Regions from separate parts of the Homo sapiens genome. Here region 1 is linked to region 2. A link is a loop called in an ENCODE intact Hi-C map of the cell type or tissue named here. Cell type or tissue: K562. All regions are shown on one strand. Links, peaks and the distances in the headings refer to the core of each region. The heading gives the core; the rest is flanking DNA. Region 1 overlaps CUX2 (cut like homeobox 2). Region 2 overlaps CUX2 (cut like homeobox 2).

Region 1 (8,328 bases), core at 318-8,317, 180 kb before region 2:
AACATTGCATTTTATGGCAGATAAAATGATGTCATGTAAAAAAAGGCTTGAAAAGCTGTGTGGCCCCATTCACAGAAAAGGCAGCTGTCACTAGGGAAGCAGAGCTGGGAGACGGCTCGAGCGAGGGGAGTCATCCATTCAACAAGTATTTATCTCAGCACCTACTGTGGGCCTGGGCCCAGGCCACGTGCCGGAGATGCCCTGGTGATGAAAACAGACATGCTCTCTGCTCTCGAGGTGCTTTGGTCTCTGTGGTGTTTAGAAATCAAATCCCTGAAGAGACCCACATTAATCAAATAATCACATATTTGAAGTTGCAAGCCCAGCTAAGGGCTGCAGAGGAAATGAGCTAGGAATGATGAGACCATATTACAGGGACCAGCTTTAGTCTGGAAGTCAGGGAAGGACTCCTGAGTTAGCCCAGTGAGGAGGCGCATGGTAGTCCAGTTAGAGGGTAGGAGCGAGATGTGCGAAGGCCCTGGGGTGGGAGACCATACCTCTGGCTCCAGCAAGTGAAAGGTGGGCAGTGTGGCTGGAGTGCAGGGTGAAGGGCAGATAGGCAGGATGTGTCTGAGAAGCAGGGGACAGGGCAGGGTCCCATGAGGCTTGTAGGCCCTGCTGAGGTCGTTATCATGAATGGGAGGGGACGAAAGAGGAGGAGGATTGAAGGGGTTTGAGGACAGAGAGCCTGGGCTGGGAGACCTGGCCAGACAAGGAGGCTTAGCTGTTGCCTCCACCATCCTCTGGCCCAAGTCTGTATGTCTGGCCTCCCTGGGCATCCAGAAAGTTCCCCAGTCTCCCAAGGTTGGCACAAGAATAAAGCAATTTCCCTGGGCAGATGAGGAGGGGGTTGAGGGTGGTCCTCACCACATTCAAATACAGGCTTCTTTTCTGCCATGTATTATTTACCTAGGGGCTTGTGAAAAAGAGAAGGATCCAAAAAAAACAACAGCAAGCAAACACCCCCTCCCCCCACCACCCTGCAGTCCAACATTGCTCCAGGCGTGCAGCCTGAGGGAATGAGTATTTTTTTTCCTCCAGTATCTGTACGTGTGTGAGCATGTGAGACGCTGTGCTAGAGCTCCAGGTCCCAACCAGCATAGGTGGCTCTGGGGCCTTTGGGACATCGCGAGGCGGCACCATCGCCTCCCACAGCCCCGGCAAAGGTTGGCCTCATGGGGCCTGCACTTTGAGATACGGTGGGCTTCCGTTTTAGATCAGTCTGGTGCTCCAGTAACTCCAGCAGGGCCTGCCTTGGGGGCTGGGGGTTCTCAGGCAGGCTGGCTCCTGGAAGGGTAAAATTCCCAGAGGAAGGGAGGTAGCGAGTCCGGGGGATTTGGCGGCCGCCCCTGCATAGCATTATTCTGTGCCTCACACATTCTTATTAGCATCGTAATCGCTCCAAAATACTGATTCATTATTGCACTCCGAGCTGCAGACGGAGGCAATGGGGTTTAATAGTTCCATATGAGCCATTCTGGGCTGTTGAGTAAATATTGCTCATTGTGAAAAATTGGGTAAATGTGTGTTTACGCTGTCGAGGAGCGAGGCACCAGCCAAGTAGGTAGCTGGTGTCTGGACATGCACCCGGCAAGGTGGTGGGGACAGGGGAATGAATGTTCTCTGGGAAATATTTGCTTCCTGTCTGGCTGGCCTTGGAAATGTTCTTTGGACATGGACGTTGGGATCAAGAAAGGGGCTTTACCTCAAAATCAAGGTAGAAGGAGCCTTGTGTTTCTTGTGCGTGTGCAAATGGCTTAGGAGTGGGCAGGAAAGACCCTGGGCCTTCCAAGCTTGTAGAGACAAATGATTGGATTCAGAATCAGAGAGCTGGTTACCACCAGCAGCAGGAGGCGATGTGGCAGGTGAGAAGTGTGCAGGTGAGAGGGTTTGACTCTGGGTTCCCTGTTCAACCACCTGCTAATTGTGGGATTTCAGGCAAGTTACCTGACCCCTCTGTGGCCTCAGTTTTCTCATCTATAAAATGGGGATAAAATAACTTCCTCGTAGGGCTATCATGGGATTTAAACATACGCTTATAACATTCAAGTGGTGTCAGTTGGCATCATGCACAAGAAATGTTCACCATTAATATGATTCTGGTCTAGCATGGAGAGAAGGCCTGGATTTGAGTCTGGCTATCTCAGGGCTTTGATTTTGAGAATCTGATGAAAGCTATGGATCTTCTTTTTAGAAATATGATGGAGACTTAGCATTTTGCATGTAGTTTCAGGGAGTTGCAAGATTCCCCCAAATCTAGCCATGTACCCCAAGTTAAGAGCTCCTACTTTTATCATGCACCTTGCTCTGGGGTGGAAGTGAGGCATAGAATTTGGAACTGCCTAGAAGTGGGTTTCAACCCAAGGCCTGGGTTTTATCCTGGCTCTGCCTCATATTTGCTGTGAAATTGGGCAAGTGAATGACCCATCTCTGAGCCTCAGTCTTTTTTACCTAATGTTGAGTGGCTTCATGTGGAAAGGACTTGGAGTATATAAAGCACTGGGCCCAATGCCCGGCATACAGTACTCAGTAAATATCATCCTCATAATTCCTTCTGGTTAAAGACCTAAGAGTTGCTAAATGTAGACTCTGACTCTCTGCTGTTTTTATAGTCTGTGTATAATAATTTCATTATCTGAAGTTCTTGGGTGTGATCCTGCTAATGTTGCCTGTTGATCTATGGTAGACCAGTTCCCCATGTGTTTTGTAATTTTGGATTGAGAGGTCATCTTTGGTAGGCTTGTATCTCTGTGAATTCTATGTGACCAGGATTGACCTTAGTGCAGAAGTCATCCAGATAGCAAATATTTTTCACTTTGCAGACTACAGTCTCTAACACAATGACTTAACTCTGCCTTTGTGCAAAAGCAGTGATAAACAAGAAATAAACTAATGAGTGGGGCTGGATTTGACCCAGGGCCGATGGGATTTGGCCTACAGGTCACTGTTTGCTCACCCTTGTTTTTTGGTTTGTTTGTTTGAGACGGAGTCTTGCTCTGTTGCCCAGGCTGGAGTGCAGTGGCACGATCTCGGCTCACTGCAAACTCCGCCTCTCCTGAGTTCAAGCAATTCTCCTGTCTCAGCCTCCTGAGTAGCTGGGACTACAGGTGCACATCACCATGCCTGGCTAGTTTTTGTATTTTTAGTAGAGACGGGGTTTGACCACATTGGTCAGGCTGGTCTCGAACTCCTGACCTCAGGTAATCCACCAGCCTTGACCTCCCAAAGTGCTGGGATTATAGGCATGAGCCACCGCACCCAGCCACCCCTGTGTTATTAATAGAAATATTTTGTATTTGTTTTGGCTTAATGTCCAGCAGTATTACCATGTGAGAATGATTTTTAAGTTAATTTCTTGGCAGAGAACAGTAGTTCTCAAAGTGTGGTCCCTGGACCAGCAGCATCAGCATCCCCAAGAAATTTGTTAGACATGCAAATTGTCGAGCTCCAACCCAGATCTCCTGAGTCAGGAATCCTGGCAGTGGGACCCAGCAGTTTCTATTTTAACAAATTGCCCAGGTGATTCTGATCCATACTCAAGTCTGAGAATTCCAAAGGGACAATCAATTTGAACTCCAAACCCATGCGAGTGCAGGATTATGGTTATACATTCTCAGGGGAAGCTACCTTTTGGTTTTCCAAACTAGAGGCAAGGCAGAGACAGATCAAGGCATGTCTTCTTCCAGTGTTAGTGGATAGAGGTGTTCTGATCCACATACTCGCTGAGTGTGAAGGCCTCTTCAGTACTAAGATGGGCACCTATCTATCCCATGCCCCACTCCTTTATTGCAGAGGGCACTTAATTATTGGTTCACATACTTAGCAGTCTGAGTGAGTTCCCTCTTCAGTTTTGGCCCTTGGGAATTTCTTACTTTTTCCAGAACTGACCTATATATTTAAAGGGATGCTGGTATACCTTATCCAGTATTTCTGGGTGTTTTATAGTGGGAGCATTTCAGGTTATATTGTCTTCCATGTTACTGGACACTGAAGTCCTCTCAATGTAATGAAAATTAGTTTCTCCTTTAGAATTCTTTTTAGAAGGTCTGGTAGCCTCCTGCTTCACTGGTGACCTGACACTTTTCACTTACCCTGGGGTCTGAGCCCACTTTGTCACTCACAGGGACCAAAGGCTGAACAAATCCTGGGAGTCTCTCTACCTTACCTCTGCCTGGAGCTGGAGTCCAGTTCAGCCAACGTTTGTTAAGCACCCATTGGGTGAGGGGTGAGGGGAGTTCACTTTATACAAGTGACAAGTATCTCTGCTAGAGGACACCACCCCATGGTCAGTGTATTCCAGCATGTAAATCCCCTTGCTCTGCTCTAGGGGAACTTGACTGCTCTAAGGAGGAGGGTCAGAATGGTGTCAGGGTGAAGAGCTCTGGCTTTAAAATCCATTGGAATCAAGTTCAACTCCCAGCTCTGCCTTTTACAAGCTGTGTGATCTTGAGTGAGCCTCTGCCCCTCTCTGAGCATCAGCTTCTCCAACTGCAAGGTGGGATGACAGAGGGTTGCTGTTAAGGATCCAGTGAGATCATTCATGGAAGGCACTTGGCCAAGCACCTGGTACATGGTGAGTCCTCCAGGGAGCACCTCCAATGAATGTTTGTGACTGGAATGGCCGTTATGAGTCTGTTTCTCATGATAACCGACTTGGAGAAGTCAGGCTGGGGAGGTGGACTGGCCCTTGGGTGCTCCAGAGGCCATCGTGTCACAGATACAACTTGGGGTAGCAGCCCTGCACCCCACCACTATTCCTGTAGTGACCTTTCTTCATGCTTTCCACCTCTACACAGTCATGTGACTCAACCCAGGAAGACAGGGAAGCTGCCAGTCATAGTATGCCATCCCTCTGGCTACAGTGATTGGACCACCAGAGAGTCACATGACTTAAGCTGGGCCAATCAGAATTCTCTGGTACTTTTCAGCTGGAGCAGGTCTCTGTTGTCCCTATAGCTGAGACGTGGGAAGGAAGAAAGGAAGGAAGCCTGAAGGAAGGAAGTCTAGAGCCGCCTGGAGGCAGGGTTTCAGACAATTTCATGGGGACAGAGTGAAACCAGCCTGCAGGGAGAGGCTAAGAGACAGAGTCCTGATTTGAATCATCCTGAGGGCATTCTCTCTCTTTATCGTTTGATTACAGGAGCCCAACCCATGTTTTTATTTGTGTATTTGGTTGTTTAAGCTTGTTCAGACCGAGTTTCTGCCACCTACAATCAGAAACACCCCCAAAACATGTCTCCCCATGGAAGGTTCCGGGAACTCTTGGCCACTCCATTCTGTGTGACCAAAATTCTCCAAAGGTGAATCAGACACAAGTCATGTCTGCCAACCTGGCCTGGTGTTGATAGGCGGGTCTGGTGCAGGATGTACCCTGTTGTTTGAAGAACATCATGTGGAGAACAAGGGGACAGAGGGAGGCCATAGGGTGTGCCAGGACACAGGCCTGGGCAGAACTCCACCACCCTTGGGATTTGAGTATCCCAGAAGAAGGAACATTTGGGCAGTGACATGGCCATGTTCGTGTCACTGAACCACCCTGAGAAATAAGGTCCCGCGCAGAGCTTCAGCAGATGTGGAATAGTTCCACCCCCTGCCTCAGATTCTTTTCAGGGCAGCCCATCACGACCCCTCTAGCAAGAGTTACCTGCCCTCCCCACCGATCATACCCTAGTCCAGCAGGGAATGGCTTTTGCCCACTTTTAAAAAGTGGCCTGCAGAGCCTGGCGAAGTCCCTCCCGTGTCCCCAAGCCCACCACACCTGCTTCGTTCTGCATAGTTCTCCCCGCTTTATCTTTGATCTCAAAAAAAGATCATCTTGGAAAAGATTGTTTTGTGTGCAGTTTACCCAAATGCCACTTTTTCTAATTTTGCCGGAGTTGCCCTCCCCACTTTCCCTCTTCCTTTTCTTTCTTTCTTGGATTTGCTCTGGGGTTGGCTTCCTCGAACCAAAATAACTCTCACAATGCACAGGGAAAAGTGCTTCCTGTGGATGAATGACATCTGTATGAAAAGCCAGCCAGCCGGCCGATTTCTGTCCTTTGAAGACGCTTGTCAGCGAGTGCTGCGGTGAAGTGTCAGGCGTCACCCGGGGTGACTGTGGAGACGCCTGCAACAGTGAGCTTTTTTATTTTTTTCCAGAAAGCCTTCAGCCCAAACTCTGGGCTCTCCGGGGACCCAGGAGCGCATCCATTTTCTGAGGAGATGAAAAGCGATGCTGGTTTGAGCAGCTGGTGTTTTCTCCTGTGTTCCCGGCAGGGCCCTGCAGCAGTGCCTTTGTAGCTCACCTGCTCTGCCTTGCGTGGTTCAACTCCGCCCCCTTCTTCCCTGATTCGTGTGCCCATGTCAGGGGCTGTTTGCACCCTGAGAGGAGAGGAGACGGGGTGCCGGTAATGCCCCCATGGCCCTCCTGTTGGACAGGAGGGGAAAATCTCATGGTTAAGAATGTGGCCCTGGGCAGGGTTTGGTGGCTCATGCCTGTCATCCCAGCACTTTGGGAGGCCGAGGCGGGTGGATCATTTGAGGTCAGGAGTTCGAGACCAGCCTGGCCAACATGGTGAAACCCCATCTCTACTAATAATACAAAAAATAGCCGGACTGGGTGGCCTGTACCTGTAATCTCAGCTACTCGGGAGGCTGAGGCAGGAGAATTGCTTGAACCCAGGAAGGTAAGGTTGCAGTGTCCGTAGATCGCACCTCTGCATTCCAGCCTGGTGACAGAGCAAGACTCGGTCTAAAAGAAAGAAAAAAAGGAATGTGGCCCTGGAGTCAGAATGGGTCTGGGTTCAAATCTCTGAGCCTCAGTTTTCCTATCTGAAGAATGGGGTTGTTAGGTTTAGTGAAGACAGTATGGGAAAATTACTTCCTTAGCACGGAGCCCAATACATAGTAAGTGCTCACTTCTCCAGGTTCACCCTGGCTGACCCTTCCTCTCAGCCCATGTGCTGCCATATTAAAGTTAGCACAGCTCTGAAGGGCAGTATTTTCTCCCTCTTCCGTGCTCTTCCCCTTGCCCACAGTAACTTTCCATACTTCGTCTGTCCAGTGGACTCCTGTTCATCCATCAGGGCCCAGCTTAAAGCATCACCTCTCTGTAAACCCTCAGTCAGCAACCCCTCCATCCTAAGGCTGGCCATAAACAAAGCCTTGCTCTGTGTGTGTGTGTGTGTGTGTGTGTGTGTGTGCGCGCGCGTGTGTGTGTGTTATTTTCTCATAGCTCTGGAGGTTAGAAGTTTGAGATCAAGGTTTCAGCAGGTTCTTTCTGAGGCCTCTCTTATTGGCTTATAGATGCCTGTCTTCTCCCTGTGTCTTCACATGGTCATACCCTGGGCATGTCTGTGTCTTAATCTCTTATTAGAAGGACACCCATCAGATTGAATTAGGGCCCACTGTCATGATCTCATTTTTACCTTAAATACATCTTTAAAGGCCCTGCTCCAAATACAGTCTCCAAACACACATTCTGAAGTCCTGGGGGTTAGGACTTCAGTTGGGGAGGCGGGAGTTCAGCTCCTAATAAAAAAGTCACCATGCCTAGGTGTGCTTCTAGATGATACCTGTGTGGGCTTCAGTCTCTACAGGACCCTAGAGCATGGCTTTAGACAGCCCCAGGGCCCAGCTCCTGTGATGAGGATGGGAGGGTCGCTGCATGGGGGATGCCGGCCTGGGAGCTCCTGGCCGCAGAGCTTGGCTGCCTTCCCTGACTTGAGGCCTAGGCACACACCTCCATGCTCTGCCTGGTCTTACAAGGAGTTTGTAAGTCTCTGAACTGCCCACAGCAGCCATGGAGGCGTAGGGAGCCAGAGTCTCAGATATCCAGGGAGTGGGAGAAGGGAATGGGTGTGCCTGAAGACATCCTGCCCAGCTTCAGCAAGTGGGGGTCTCTGGACAACCTTCTAGGGCCACACAAGAAATAAAACCGTTGTTAACACTATCTATGGGTTTGTCCTCCCTCTCTCCCTTCCTTCCTTCCCTTCCTCCCTTCCCTCTCTCCCTCCCTCCCTCCCTTCTTCCTTCCTTCCTTCTTTCCTTCCTTCCTTCCTTCCTTCCTTCCTTCCTTCCTTCCTTCCTTCCTTCCTTCCTTCCTTCTTTTTCAAGATTTTCTTTACAGCAGTTTTAGGTTCACAACAAAATCGAGAGTTGCCGTATCCTCTCTGCCCCAATATGTGCATAGCCTCCCCCATTATCAGCATCTCCCACCAGAATCGTACATTTGTTACAAATCAATGTACATTGACACATCATTACCCAGAGTCTGTAGTTTACATTAGGATTCATTCTTGGTGTGGTATGTTCTATGGGCTTGGACAAGTGTATAATGACATATATCTG
Region 2 (8,328 bases), core at 123-8,122:
TGTGAGGGAAGTATTGCTATTCTCGCCACTTTACAGATGAAGAAACTGAGGCTTATCAAGGTGAGAGGATTTGCTTGAGGCCTCACAGCCAATGGTGGAGCTGGGATTTGAGCCCAGGCTCACTAGCACAGTGCTGTCCTGTGGCTCTCTGGCATGAGAGGCCAGACAAAGCAAAACTGGGCCTCCCAGAGGGTGGGACAAGCACCCAGGTGAACAGCCCAGAACCAAGGTGGGTGCTTCCCCCACAAGGGCTAGGGTCCCCCCTCCAGCCCTCTCTCTAGTCTGGCTTTCTCAGCTGCCCCATAGACTTTGGTGGAAGGTACCCCCTGACAGCAGCTGCTTACCTTCTGGGTTCCCCCACAGCACTCAAGCTAACAACCCAGACCAGTCAAAATCAACCAGTTCTAAATACAAACTCCCGAGTTAATGAGTATCACCGGTCTAGCCTGAGATCAGTGTCAGCCCCTGGTCCAATCGGCTGAGGTCAGGACAATGCCTCGGTGCAAAAATGGCCACCACAGCCAATCTTAGGGGAGGAAAGAAGATCACAAATGAGCAGCCTGGCCATCCACCTCATCCACCCTCATGTCACTTACCACAGAGTTGTCCTAAAATTGAGTATGAATGCCTTGGATGGAGTCCAGTCTCCCCTCAGCCTCTCTTCTCATCTCCTCTGGGCTACTGCACCTCCTGGACTTAGCTACCTGTGAGGTTCCTGAAGACATTTGGGTTTTTGCTCTCTGGAGGAATGGTGGAGTGATTCTCAGCAAACAGAAATGTTAGGTATCTATTAATACCTCAGGGTCTAGAAAGCTCTGCAGGTGTGCCGATGCCAACCAGCCCCATGTCAGCAGTTGGGCAGAGATGCCACCAGGTAGAGCCACCCAGGAGGCTAGTGGAGAGGGGCCTGTCTTAGTCCGTTTTGTGTTGCTATCATAAAATACCTGAGGCTGGGTAATGTATAAAGAAAAGAGGGTTACTTGGCTCACCGTTCTGATGGCTGCAAAGTTCAAGTTTGGGAAGCCGCATCTGGTGAGGGCCACCTTCCTCTTGGGGTGGTAGGTGGAAGGGGAGAGGGCGTATGCAGAGATCACATGGTGAGAGAGGAAACAAGAGAGAGAAACCAAGGAAGCAAGACTCTTTCACAACCTGCTCTCAGGAAATAATCCATTCCCAAGAGAGGACATTAATCTATTCATGAGAGATCCACCCCCACGGCCCAAACACTTCTCACTAGGCCCCGACTCCCAATACTGCTGCATTGGGGATCAAACTTCAACATGAGTTTTGATGGGGACAAGCCATGTCCAAACCATAGCAGAGCCCAATAGTCTGCAGTTTGTCCAGAAGTCAAGATAAAGAAATACATGCTGCTGAGAATGGGTTGCTTCCAGTTCTAGCCCATTGGAGCCAAGCCCTGATGTCATCTTGTTTCATTCTTCCACATGCTTTTCCTAGGATCAAGACTTAACACCCCCACCCCACCCCCAGGTTCCCTGTGAAAGGGGAGCACCTGCTCCAAGGAGCCCTACTCCAACAGTTGAGAGTTAATTTTCATTTCAAACAACATGGCGGCCAAGACTGGATGTAGACATCCCACGTTGGCCCGACCCCATGGCTCATTCAACCCATGTTTCTGGCCAGGCCCTTGAGGGGCAGCTGGAGCAATCTGCTTCTTCCATGATACTGATCATCAGAACTTGGGCTGGCCAGCTTCCTGGGACCACCCCTGACAGCGTGACACTTTACAAAACTCAGCCTTCAGCTATGCAGTCTTAGGAAGCAGATCTCATGAGCTGACTCCTTATTGTGTGAAGTAGGACTCATGTCTCTGTTCTAAGTTTTCCTCTTTCAATGTACAAGATGGGCTGATAGTTTGAAAAGTCATGAAAAGACCATGTTTTCTCATCCTTGCTTTCTTTGCTTGACAGGGGCAGACATAATTGTTCATCATTTCAACAAATATTTATTGGGCTTCTATTATGTGCCAGATGCTGTTCTAAGCAGTGAACAAAATGTTCTAGCAGAGTATGACAGATCAATAACAGTATCACCTGCTATTTGTTGAGGACCTACTACTCACTTTGACACTGGGCCAAGCCCAATTCATTATCGCATTGAATCCTGGCCTGATACAGAACTGTTATTATCCCCATCTTACAGGGGAGGAAACCTTAAAGGTTGAGTGACTTTCCTAAGTTGCAACAGCAAATAAGTGATGAAACTGAATCCTTCAAGACCAGAGGTTGGCAAATTATAGCCCGTGGGCCAAATAAAGTTTTATTGGAACACAGCCATGCACATTCGTTCACATATTTCCTGCAGCTGCTTTCCCACGACAAGGGCAGAGTTGAGGAGTTGCAACAGAGATCAGGTGGCCTGAAAAGCTGAAAATACTTGCTCCGTGGCTCTTGATGAAACAGGTTTGCTGATCTGTGTTCCTAGATTAGATTTGTAGGCCAGACATGGTGGCTCACGCCTGTAATCCCAGCAGTTTGGGAGACCGAGGTGGGCAGATCACCTTAGGTCAGGAATTCAAGACCAGCCTGGCCAACATGGTGAAACCCCATCTCTACTAAAAATACAAAAATTAGCCAGGCGTGGTGGTGCATGCCTGTAATCCCAGGTACTCCAGAGGCTGAGGCAGGAGAATCGCTTGAACCTGGGAGGCAGAGGTTGCAGTGAGTCGAGATTCCACCACTGCATTCCAGCCGGGGCAGCTGCATCCATCAACCCATCATCTATATTAGGTTTTTCTCCTAATGCTATCCTTCCCCTAGTCCCCCACCCCATGACAGGCCCTGGTGTGTGATGTTCCCTTCCCTGTGTCCATGTGTTCTCATTGTTCAACTCCCACTTACGAGTGTGAACATGAGGTGTTTGATTTTCTCTCCCTGTGTTAGTTTGCTGAATATGATGGTTTCCAGTTTCATCCATGTCCCTGCAAAGGATATGAACTCATCCTTTTTTATGGCTGCATAGTATTCCATGGTGTATATGTGCCACATTTTCTTTATCCAGTCTATCATTGATGGGCATTTTGGTAGGTTTTCTTTTACTCTTTATTATGGAAAAAATCCAGCATACAAAAGTAAAGAGAATAAAATAATTGGTCAGTCCCATGGACCCAGTTTCAACAACTATTCCTGCATAGCCACCTTCCTCTCACACCTCTAGATTATTTTGAAGAAAACTCAAGTCATTGTATCATTTTACCTGTAAATATTTTAGTATATATTTCTGAAAAAAGGAATCTCTTTTTAAATGTAACCACAATATGATCTACCCTCAAAATTTTAATAGTACTTTCTTAATGTCATCAAATACCCAGTGTCCCTGGTTAGCCCTCCCATTTTTTGAAACAGATTTTTGTTTATATCAGGACTCAAATAGGTTCACACATTATGATTGGTTGATGTGCCTTTTTTTTTTTTTTTTTTTTTTTTTGAGACAGGGTCTCGCTCTGTTGCCCAGGCTGGAGTGCAGTGGTGCAATCATAGCTCACTGCAGCCTCAAATTCCTGGGCTCAAGTGATCCTCCCACCTCAGCCTCCCAAGTAGCTGGGACTACGGGCATGCACCACCATGTCTGGCTAAGATGTACCTCTTAAGTAGAGTGATCAACTGTCACAGCTTGGCCCTGGACTGAGGGGTTCCCGGCAAGCAGAACTTTCAGTTTTAAAACTGGGAAGGTCTTGAGGTGCACAAATTTCCATGCTAAAACCAAGAAAGTCCCAGGCAAACTGAGACAAGTTGGTCAAGCCATGTCTTCTCATCTGTAAGCTCCCTGTCCATCCCTTCCTGTATGTGTGTGTGCATGTGTGTTCGTGAGCACATGTGCCTGCTCTTTGTATGTGGAAGTGACCAGAACAGTTTTTCCTAAAAACTTTCCTCTGACTGCAGCTGATTGGACCAGGGGCTGATGCTGGTCTCAAGCTAAGCCAATGATATTCATTATCCCAGGAGTTTGAATTCAGAACTGGTTGGTTTTGACTGGTCTGGGTTATTAGCTTTTTGGGTTTTTTTTTGTTTTTGTTTTTTTAAAGAGGCAGAGTTCCCCAGGCTGGTCTCGAAATCCTGGGCTCAAGCAATCCTCCTACCTTGGCCTCCCAAACTGGGTTGTTAGCATGGGTGCTGTAGGGTGAACCCAGAAGCTGAGGCAGCCATTGTGATGGGCACTTTCCACCCAGGAAGTGTGTGGGGCAGCTGAGAAAGTCGGCCTAGAGAGGGGGCTGCAGGAGGGACCTCACCCCTAGTGGGGAAGTACCCACCTTGGTTCTGGGCTGTTCTTCTGGGTGCTTGTCCCGTCCTCTGGGAAGCCCAGCTGTGCTTTCTCCAGCTCCCCATGTTGTCGCTAGATAGCACTGTGCTCATGAGCTTGGGTTCAATCCCAGCTCTGTCCGGAGCTGCAAGACATTGAGCAAGTTCCGTTACCTCTAGCTGAGATTTTGCTGATCACGACCCCGTGGTGTCATTTAACTTGTTCTTCCATCCTTGTATTTGCTATGTATGAGCAGTTGGATCTAGAGGCATGATCAGGTTCAGGTTCAATGTTTTTAGCAAATCTACTTACAGGTAATGCTGGGCACTTCCATCAGGATTTTCCCAGTGTACAGCCTAGTCAATCCCAAGGCAGGGGCAGGGGGCAATTGGTAGCAAGGTCAGGACTGATCAGAACAGAACAGTTGAGGCTGCCTGGGGTTGCATAAACTCCTCTCCCCCAGGGTGTCAGGAAACCTCAGCCCATGTCATTGGTCATTAATGAAAGCAGAAACCAGATTTCATTGCTGTGCAAGGTAATTAAATTACTTCAAAAATCTACTCACACATGATTATTTCCATGCTTCCCACCAAATACATGCCTCTCCCTCATTTGCTGCCATCCTGGGCTCTTAGCTGGGAGCAATGAAGGCTGTTGTGGGGGCTTCTCAAGGCTGCTTGTCTTTGAGAAACAGAATGAAAAATGGGGTCCCCATCCAAGCCCCCCTACTCTGAGAAATGGAAGCAACTTCTCCCCACAGAGCATAGGGGATACAGCACCATTTGTATTTCCAACCCAAGGTGAACTGTTCTTGGTATTTTTTTCCCTTATAAATCATGTTGTTTCAAAGTTTTGTTCTATGGTATGGCAGGAGGTGAGAAGGAGAGCAGAAAAAATGCTTATATTAAATTGGTGGTGCAGCCAGGCACAGTGACTCACGCTCGTAATCCCAGCACTTTGGGAGGCCAAGGCAGGAGGATCACTTGAGCCCAGGAGTTTGAGACCACCCTGGGCAACATAGTGAGACCCCCATCTCTACCCAAAAAAAAAAATTTTTTTTTACTTTTTTCTTAATTTTTTTCCATTGTTTTGATGCTATCTATCTAGTCATCCAGAAGCACAATTTTTCTTTTTTTAATAAACCAGACATGGTGGCACACCCCTGTGTTCCCACCTACTCCAGAGGCTGAGGTGGGAGGATCACTTGAGCCCAGGAGATCGAGGCTGCAGTGAGCCATGATTACACCACTGCACCAGTCTGGGCAACAGAGCGAGACCCTGTCTCAAAGAAAAATGATGCTGCTGGTATTCCTGGGAAAAAGAGAATGAGAAAACAATAAGGAGCATTCGAGCTAAGAGGTTTTCTCTGCGTTTTGTGTCAGGTGCAAGGGGACAGGGTAGGGACAGAGGAAAAGGAGCTGGGTATGCCCCACCCAAGTGCCTCCTGTTTGTGTCCAGGTCCACAACCTGGACACAAACAGAAAAGTAGGACCAGGGTGGCGTTTCATCCCCAAAGCAGAGTTGCAACCTCAGTTACCCACGGGGGCCTGGCAGGTGCACAAAATGGACAACGCAGGCACAGATGAGACAACAGGGAGGCGTGGGGACTGGGGCAGGTGGGGACTCTGTAAGCCATCTGAAGGAGTGGCCTGTACCCCGCTCAGGCAGATTAAAGCAGTCTGGTCTTGCAGCTCATTTCAGGAGCTGAGAGCACAAACTTCAGGGCCAAGCTGCTCTGTCTCCCGATCCCTACTCTGCCAGCTTTCCTAGCTGCATGACCCGGGGCAAGTCTCTTGACTTCTCTGCGCCTCAGTTTCCTCATCTGGAAAGTAGAAATGATAACCGCACCTGCCACTGGTGTGACACAGAGATTCATATAGTGAACGCCACCATCAGTGACACTGATTGCATGAAATCTGCCATGGTGGGAGTATTTACACCACAGCCATTGGCAGACACTACAAATCAGACCTTTTTTATTTTTTCTCACCAGTCAGCCACTTGTTAAACCTTTACCAGCACAGGCACCTTCCTCACAGGGCTTTTAGGATGATTTCTAGACTTAATACATATAAAGCACTTAAAACGGTGCCCAGCACACTGGCCACCCTCCAATTCACTGTATTCCTCTTTGTGTGATCAATGTGATTATAATGGGGGAACGTGACACTACTGTGGCCACATCTTCCAATTCTTCCAGAGAAGCTGGAAATCTTGATTTTTATGCAAAAAACAAAAATCTCCGGATTCTTAAAGATTGGCTAACATCAATCATTTTTAAAACCTGAGCAAAACAAAGTGCATGTGGAATTTGGACCACAGACTCCACGTTTGCAAAGTTGGACTTAGAGGAATGGACTGTGGGTGTTGTCTGGCAAGGCGAGGTCCTTTCTCACCTCTCACCTTTGTATGCAACTGCTCTCCCTCCTGTTGAATCAACGGCCTGCCTCTCTTGTGTGAGCCTGTGCCTCTTCCTCCTTGAAGCCCTCCTAGCTGTGCCCTGCAGGGTACATGACTCCGTCCTTGACTGTCCCTCCTCAAAGCGCTGCTTCCCTGCCACCCTCTGCTGTGGTCTATGTCTTTCTGACTCTAGGACTGAGGGGCTGGGGCTGTGTTTTGTTCATCTTGGCATAGGGCTGTGTACATCAAGGATCATAATGATAATAAAATCAACATCTATTGAGTATCTTCTGTTTGCTAGGCTATGTGCTAAGCACCTTTTATGTATCATCACCTTAATCCTGATGATAACCCTCAGATGTGGATATTTGTGCCCAAGGCCACAAAGAGGGAGGCATTTACTGGGAATCAAACCCAGGCTCCTCACCTCTGGAGCCCACTGCAGACGGCTGAGTCCATAGCGAGCACCGCACGTGGAAAGTTAGGCAGCAAGGACCCCGGCTAGACTGGGCTGGGATCAGACAGTGGAGGGCATGCATGCCCGGCTGAGGCTCTCCCGGGGCTGTCTCCAGCCACACTCCACAGATACGTCCAGAAAGGACGCTGCTATATTTAAAAGCCTGGGCAGGGTAGCACTTCAGTGACATTTGGGCAGCCGCCTTTCCAGAAAGGGCAGACATGTTCTTTTAGCTCCGCTCTTCTGAGCTGGTATTTCGGAGAACTTGTCAGGATCACTGCAAAGGGGAGGCCGCTGCCACTTGGGATCCCTGCAGCCTTCCCAGAGACATGGCTACTGCAGCACAGGGCTGAGAGAGCACAGGGTGGCGAGAGTTCATGGGCCAGGTCAGGATCACCAAGCCAGGTCAGGGGGCAGCAGGTGTCACTGGGGCCTGGCATGTAGACCCTGGACAGCCCCAAGTCTCAAGAGGGCGCCTGTTGCTGGGGGCAGGATGGGGAGAGGGGTTCTTGGCATTGCTGACCCTCTGCCCACGCTCTGGTTTTTTGGCTTCAGCCCTCATGTTCCAGGGGCGTCCACCCCTCATGTTCCCCCTAGATGATGTCATCTTCTCACACACCCTCACAACCCTTTGGCCAGAAATTCCAAGAACCGTCTGTGGCCTGGCCAACCTCACCCTGTGTTTAACAGTGAACAAAGCATATCTTTTGTTTGTTTGTTTCTTTGTTTTTGAGACAGAGTCTCTTGCTCTGTCACCCAGGCTAGAGTGCAGTGGTGCAATCTTGGCTCACTGCAGCCTCAGACTCTGGGTTCAAGTGATTCTCCTGCCTCAGCAACCGAAGTACAGGTGCCCGCCACCACGCCTGGCTAATTTTTTTTCCATATTTTTAGTAGAGACAGGGTTTCACCATGTTGGCCAGGCTGGTCTTGAACTCCTGACCTCAGGTGATCCACCCACCTTGGCCTCCCAGAGTGCCGGGATTATAGGCGTGAGCCACTGCGTCTGGCCCAAAGCATATCTTTTAACTGCTGGTGTCTTCACACCCCAGCTGGGTCCCGATGTCCCTGCTCTCTAGGTGGGGACACTGAGGCACAGAGTGTTCCAGGAAAGCTGCTAGTTCTTTCTCCACCTAGGCATGCCTCACCACCCAGGAAGTCTCACGTTCCTGCAGGCACCGCAAATGGCCTTTTTCTCCAAGCCCAGGTTGGAA

The links. Peaks named below come from ENCODE experiments on the same cell type or tissue, not always from the same donor. Only the 100,000 strongest peaks of a DNase experiment are listed, where the experiment ranks them.
Region 1: it touches region 2 in a loop (1.8-fold over the local background); 1 of 110 quality-filtered maps calls a loop at or near these places.

What each region holds. Positions count from the first base shown.
Region 1 is chr12:111,062,372-111,070,699 of GRCh38, forward strand. The region is part of intron 1 of CUX2 (cut like homeobox 2); the gene reads left to right. Among named protein-coding and RNA genes, the nearest start is that of CUX2, 32 kb to the left of the region's middle. In K562, for the core only: no CTCF peak of the experiment used is centred there; a DNase peak (open chromatin) is centred at 4,870; H3K27me3 peaks cover 3,447 bases.
Region 2 is chr12:111,240,075-111,248,402 of GRCh38, forward strand. The region is part of intron 3 of CUX2 (cut like homeobox 2); the gene reads left to right. Among named protein-coding and RNA genes, the nearest start is that of MIR6760, 60 kb to the right of the region's middle. In K562, for the core only: no CTCF peak of the experiment used is centred there; no DNase peak of the experiment used is centred there; H3K27me3 peaks cover 3,523 bases.